Regions from separate parts of the Mus musculus genome. Here region 2 is linked to region 1. Evidence: chromatin contacts called from ENCODE Hi-C or POLR2A ChIA-PET data. All regions are on one chromosome and are shown on one strand. The core of a region is the stretch at or near the end of the contact, and the rest is flanking DNA. Distances in the headings are between cores, read along the strand shown. Region 1 holds the start of Fntb (farnesyltransferase, CAAX box, beta). Region 2 overlaps Max (Max protein).

Region 1 (3,216 bases), core at 623-3,122:
CCACAACATGTGGAACTATAGAACTATAGTAAGGGTCACAGCTTTAGGAAGGTTGAGAACCGCTATTCTAAGTCAGATCAGTTAAAGATATAAATGGTGTACGTGTGTGTGTCCTGTTTAACCCTGTAACTTCAAAAGAAAAGGCTTGTAGTTGTCTTATCAACTACAGAAACACCGCTCTACCCAAGTAGTAGAGGCACATGTTCTAGCCCAGAACTTGAGAGGCAGAGGCAGTCAGATCTCTATGAGTTCGAGGCCAGCCTGGTCTACGGAGTAGTTCCAGGCAGCCAATGCTACACAGAGAAACCCTAGCTCGAAAAAACAAACAGACCAAAAAACCCCAAATTGCTCCAAACCCTGCAAAGATTCTGAAGATTTTGTCACTGATGAAAGATTTCTTTGCAATGTTTTATAAAAGTCTTCTGTGGGACACAGTTAACTAGGTTAGAGAGCTGAAGCCAAAAAGTTCCCTTTATTACCCTAAAGCCCACAAGGCATTGACTCAAAGATTAAAACAGTCCCTCTGCTACTAGGTGAATAACCATGTGTCCAATCCCTTGTTCTGTTATGAATCTTTAGGGCAAGAGAGATGGCTCAGTGGGTAGAGGTGCTTCCTATGCAAGCCTGCCAACTTCAGTTGGATCTTCCGAACCCACATATTGTGTGTCCTGGTATCAACACGTACAAACACATGCCATACACACATTCGCACACATAAAAACTGAAATTTTTATACAGTCATTATTTGCTGCTAGTTTTGCCTAAATAGAGGCTCACAGCTTTAAGATAAGATGAAGCCGGTCCCTCCACAGTTAAGCCTGAGTAGTGATCTTAGTAAGATCTTATTTTAGTAAGTGGCTGAATGCCTATTCCTTAGCGACAGGACTCATCCTGACCACTTCTAGTAACAGATGGGTAAACAGCTCTACAACAACCGATTTGGGAACAATTCCAAATGGAGAGTGAGAAAAATGTAAGCTATCAACTCACTACTCACACCTTAAAACACTTTTCAAAATGGCATGTCTGGTACACTCTAGGCCTTAGTGAATCACAAGCAGTTCAAACTCCATACTTTTTTGTGCTTTCCGAACTATACAGTTTTCCAGTCTGTCTTGCCCAACCAGGCTCTTGCCTAGGGGCTGTTATCTTTTTCTGTATTTCCAGCGTTCAACAGCAAGTGCTCAAATGGTTACCCACCACGAGGTAGGCCTCAACCTGACCCAATAGGTCAGAAATTAAATCGATTTAGGGATGACATGACCACAGTCCGGCCGTTCGATCCCCTAGATGTCCGGAAACTGCGAACATGTGAAGAAAAGTGAGCGGTCGGTCCTAGAACCTCAAGACATCTAAACAGAACGGAGCGGACTACCTGGTCCGCCCAGGCTGCTGTGGACTCCAGACACGAAACAAGATCCTTTACAACGTCCGAAGCAGAGAGATCAGGGGTACTGTCCTGTTCTCCAAACCCAGCCCTGACAACAACCCTCTCCTACCCAAGTAAGCCCCGAAAACGCTCCACTCGGAAGCCCCAGTCTGGGCGCCTAGAGCTCGGGGGCGGGGGCGCAGTGCACTACGGGAGTTGTAGTTCCATGGAGAGTTTTGCCCCGAGACGGGCTTACAAAAGGGACTCCTACTCCCAGAAGGCCCCGCGCGGGCGCCTCGCCCAGTCCTGCCACCTCACCTGTTCTATGGATGTGACTGTTTCCACTGAGTCGTCTTGCAACCGCTCCCGCACGTGCTCAGGTCTCAGACTATACAGCGGTTCTGACCAAACAGGGGAGGAAGATGGAGGACAATAATAGGTGAAGGAACTCGAAGAAGCCATGATCGGGAGAGCTGCGAGCGCTGTATAGGACTCAGCTTCATCCAGCAACAACGCGCATTGAAACTCGAGCGGGCTAAGGCGCTACGGAAAGTCCGTAGAGTCAAAAAGATTTTGAACGCGAATCTCTCCTCCCACCTACACATCTTCAAGAAGTGAGTTACTGGGATACTGCCGCCCCCCGTCGGACAGATGAGCTGCTGCAGGAGATCAGCTTTCTGGAGAAAGGAGATCTAGGATGCCTCGGTTCGTTATGCAAATAATAAAAAAGAAAACGTCAACGTTTCGCTCTCGCCTAATTGTAATGCAGTAGCTTGCGATTTCAGCTGTTCAAGAACCCTAAGAATGTAACCTAAAAAAAAAAAAAAAAAAAAAAAGCATTTCTGACATCTCTCTTGAGTACCTCAGTCACGCTATTAACTAATAGAATTACCATGCACCTTTGGGTCCTTGACAGCCTCTTAGGAGAAGCCTCAGCTTTTCTGTGCATTAGCAGAATTGCAGGTCTCAATACTCAGAGATAGAGAAATGTAGTACTGTAATTTTCTCCTTTGGAGGTTACAGTGCAATGGCAGAAACTAAAAGAAACTAAAATACCATAGAAGAAATGAGTGTAAATGCATCATCCAAAGAAATATCAACAAATATTCATGGAGCTCCTGCTACTTGTTCCGTGCCAGAGCCCAGGAATGCAGAAGTGAACAAAATTACAATGCCCTTTTCCTTAGATTACATCTGAATTTCATTTTTGAGGAATAGGCAGAATTAAATAAGTGAACATAAATATTTGACAGCTTCCAATTATGGTATGACAGAAAATAATAATAGAGTCAGGCCTGGACGGGTGGCTCAGCAGGGGCTGCAGCGCCACAGGATTCCAAGCAGCCACCTGGAGACTTACAGCCACCCATAACTCCAGGTCCAGAGGATCTGACGCCCTTTTCTGGCCTCCACAGACAACATACACACAAGTAATGCACATGTGCACATGCAGGCAAAATACCCATACACGTTTTTAATGTTACTGTTTCATATATATATACATACGTATATATTTGAAAATGATTTTTTCATGCAATATATTCAAATCACAGTTTCCCTCACCCAAATCCTCCCAATTTCCCCATCCACCCAACTCCACATCTTCTCTCTCTCTCTCTCTCTCTCTCTCTCTCTCTCTCTCTCTCTCTCTTCAGAAACAATTAAACAAAAAAAGGAAACAAACTAGAACTTTAAAGAAAAGAGAAGGCACAGTAAATACAGGCTCACACACAGAATGAAATTTTTCGAAATTAGAAAGGAAAGAAAATAAAAATGTCTTTGAAACTGACAGAAGAAACTGAGTTCTAATTAAATTTGGTGGCTGAGCCAGACCCTTCTTTCTTTAG
Region 2 (3,074 bases), core at 434-2,933, 110 kb before region 1:
TCCTTGAAGGCAGATCAGTGGTTCTCCCCAAGGCCTGTCCTCATCTTTGGTTTTTCTCTCCATGGTAACTCTGTCTCTGAAAAAGTTCTCTTGACCTTTTAAAATTAGTGCTACAACTGCCTCTGTTCCTAAAACAAGAGAGTACCTGAGACTTAGGTCAAATTCTGACTATTGCCTACAAGGTAACTAACGTCTGTTAAGACAGAGCTTTGTGCATCAGTTCCCCAGACTGTGAGCTGCCGCTCGCTGTTTCTGTTCACTGGCTGTTCTTAGTCCTGTGTGTAAACATGGGTTTGCAAGAAGAACTGGTAAGGCTGCTCAGCATCTACCTTGGCTCTCCATGCTGCTGCGTGTATGTATAGAATAGCTAACCTTCTTAGTCCCTGCAGCCACAATTTGTCCTGCCCCACTACTCTGTCCCGCCTGTTCAGAAGAGGCATGTCTACTCAGAATTAGTGAATTCTAAACATTAAAAACCAAACAGGAAAAACAATCACGCATGTGCTTACTAAGCAATGGCTGATCTGCGGACACATTGACTTACCAGGCTTCATGTGGTCAGCGGACTCACGTGAACATTGTCAGTTGACTCAGCTGACTGAGAGCCTTTTCAGAAAACAGAAACTGAAAACCCCGGTCCATTCCATAGTCCATGCCATAAATCCCAGGACCTTTATGTTTATTGTACGAGTACTATGAACTCATAAAGCTTGGGAAGGGCCCTCCACATGCATACAGTTGTGGCTGCAGTTGTGTATGCACACAGTTGTGTATGCACACAGTTGTGGCTGCTTCTGTAGTCTTGTGGTTTGAAGGATGAGAGGCATTGATTGCAGAGGAGTCTGGTATTTTCTGACTTTAATCTTTTGTTTCTCTTCCCTGGAGTGGATGGAAATATATTTTGTGGCATCCTGTATCTCGTGTGTGTGTGTGTGTGTGTGTGTGTGTGTGTGTGTTTTAACTTTTTAAACTTCTTGAGTATACTAGAAAGGACAAAATAAAGTAAACCTGACCATTTTTTGGGATTGTCGATTGGCCAGGGGCAGCCTGCCCACGTGACCAAGAGCACTTCTGCTTTTAGCTGGGGCTGGAGGAAGGGCTGTATTGTGCTTAGCCTTAGGGATGCTTTGAATTCTGGATTTTAAAAGTCAGCTGGCTGCAGTGGTGCACACCTTTGAGCCCAATACTCAGGAGGCAGAAGCAGTTGAGGACAGCCTAGTCTATAGAGTGAATTCCAGAACAGCCAGGGCTACACAGTAGTAAGACCCCATCTCAACATTTTTTTTAATTAAAAACAGAACAGACCAGTCGGTATTCTTTGAGGACTTCCTTCCTATTCCCAGAGCATTGCTCTGAGCCTTTATAATTCCGTCTTCGCTGAAGACTACTGTGAGTGAAACTGCTGTCACCTAGAGGGCCGTGGTCACTCTCTGGCTTGCTGTGCTCGCCTCTCACTTTACCTCTGGGTACTGGGTACTTTTATGGTTTCAGTTGTAAGTCCCTGAAAGAGAGACTGGGAGAGCACAGGCCTGTTCAGCAGCAGCAGCAGCAGCCATCTGCAAGCATTCTCGTTTTCAGAGTCTGTTTGTCTCCTCTGTCCCAGATGCACAGGCTTGGTAAGTACCAAGGCTGCCTTCTGGGAACTGTTAGGAAGATACCTTTAAAATAGGCAAGTTTAAAAAGAGATTGTACACTTATTTTTAATCCCAGCACTTGGACTAAATTAGAAAGATCACAGTTTCAGAGTAGATCTGGTCTCAGTGAGTGAGACTGGGGTATAAATGTGCACAGAGATTTATTTGTCAGGGATGGAGAAGGTAGAGGACTTGTAGTCAGGAAGGAGCAGCTGTGGGCAGGAATGTCTATGGGACGAATGGAGAATACAACTCCATCATGTGAGCATACTGTCACTATCTTAAGACACACCAGGAGAGGACATCAGATCCCATTACAGATGGTTGTGAGCCACCCCGTGGTTGCTGGGGATCGAACTCAGGACCTCTGGAAGAGCAAGCAGTCAGTGCTCCTAACCACTGAGCCTTCTCTCCAGCCCAACTCCATCTTCTGAACCCCCACCTTGCCACCTGCCATTCTCTGCTAAACAGCTTCATTGACATTTCTGTCAAAGGGGCAAGATATTTTTATTAGTCCCTACTAATTATGTGCTCCCTCCCCATTTTTGCCAACTCTGCCTTCAGAAGGCTCTTTGGCCAGGTAGGCAGTGGTGGCACACGCCTTTAATCCCAGCACTCAGGAGGCAGAGGCAGGCGGATTTCTGAGTTTGAGGCCATCCAGGTCTACAGAGTGAGTTTCAGGACAGCCAAGGCTACACAGAGAAACCCTGTCTCAGAAAACCAAAAAAAAAAGGCTCTTTGACTGCACTTACACAGGGTGACCACTCAGCTGAAAACCCATCCAGCTTCCCCTGTGCACTCGTGTTGCTCTGCCCTTGGTCTAACACTGTTAATTCACTGCTTCATGTGGGGCATCAGCAGTGTGCAGCACTCAGGCCATTGTCTACCACACGGTGGGTTGTCACTCCCAGAAGCTGCCTGTTGAGTGACATTTATAATCTGTTAGTCAGTACACTTGTCAGCACTGCCTGTGGCTTGTCTGCATAGAGATAATACTTATCTTCTCACTAGACAGTAAGTAAGCTTATGGGTAAAGAAGCTGTGACTAATATATTTTGTTTCCCCACACTGTGCCTTGTATATAACTCTTACCAGATAATGGTTGACTATGAATGATGTCTTGAGCAGATCACTTTGAGGGCACTATGAGAAGAAAGCCTGGAAAGTGTAATATTCCCAAAGACGGTAGAAGTTCAGGCCTTGTACACCTCACTCCATCTGTCCTAAGGTCTGTAAGTTGGTCATTAGGATTTTTAGTATGGTAAATTGAGATTTGCTAGTTTGAAGACTGGTGTGTTCTTTGCCTTCCCGTCACTTTTTTCTGGTTGTTTTGGAGCACTAGGCTGAGAAGCAGAATTGTCAGTAATGATCCTTTTGAGGGCAAAGCTTTTGAGTGCTCAGACTCTGGAAGGAGCACTAGACTCTGGGCTACTGTGCTGC

Evidence for each region. Hi-C counts contacts between places; a loop is a spot of excess contacts on that map. ChIA-PET counts read pairs that join two places held with the same protein, here RNA polymerase II (POLR2A).
Region 2: POLR2A ChIA-PET joins it to region 1 with 10 read pairs in embryonic stem cell. The contact joins the enhancer-like site here to the promoter of Fntb in region 1. A Hi-C loop is called at or near these places in 4 of 37 maps with a recorded cell type or tissue (T-helper 2 cell, heart and left cerebral cortex). POLR2A ChIA-PET finds 5 or more read pairs at or near these places in 2 of 5 experiments (both embryonic stem cell).

The regions. Positions count from the first base shown.
Region 1 is chr12:76,836,123-76,839,338 of GRCm38, reverse strand. Fntb (farnesyltransferase, CAAX box, beta) reads right to left here and starts at 1,872. Exons shown (of 12, transcript NM_145927.2): 1 at 1,688-1,872. The coding sequence starts at 1,831.
Region 2 is chr12:76,941,246-76,944,319 of GRCm38, reverse strand. All of the region lies in intron 2 of Max (Max protein), which reads left to right. Among named protein-coding and RNA genes, the nearest start is that of Max, 19 kb to the left of the region's middle. Within about 2 kb of position 1,683, at least 1 of the 3 ENCODE cell types and tissues checked has a DNase peak (open chromatin) inside an H3K27ac peak, as active enhancers do; it is left cerebral cortex, where a contact is called at or near this core.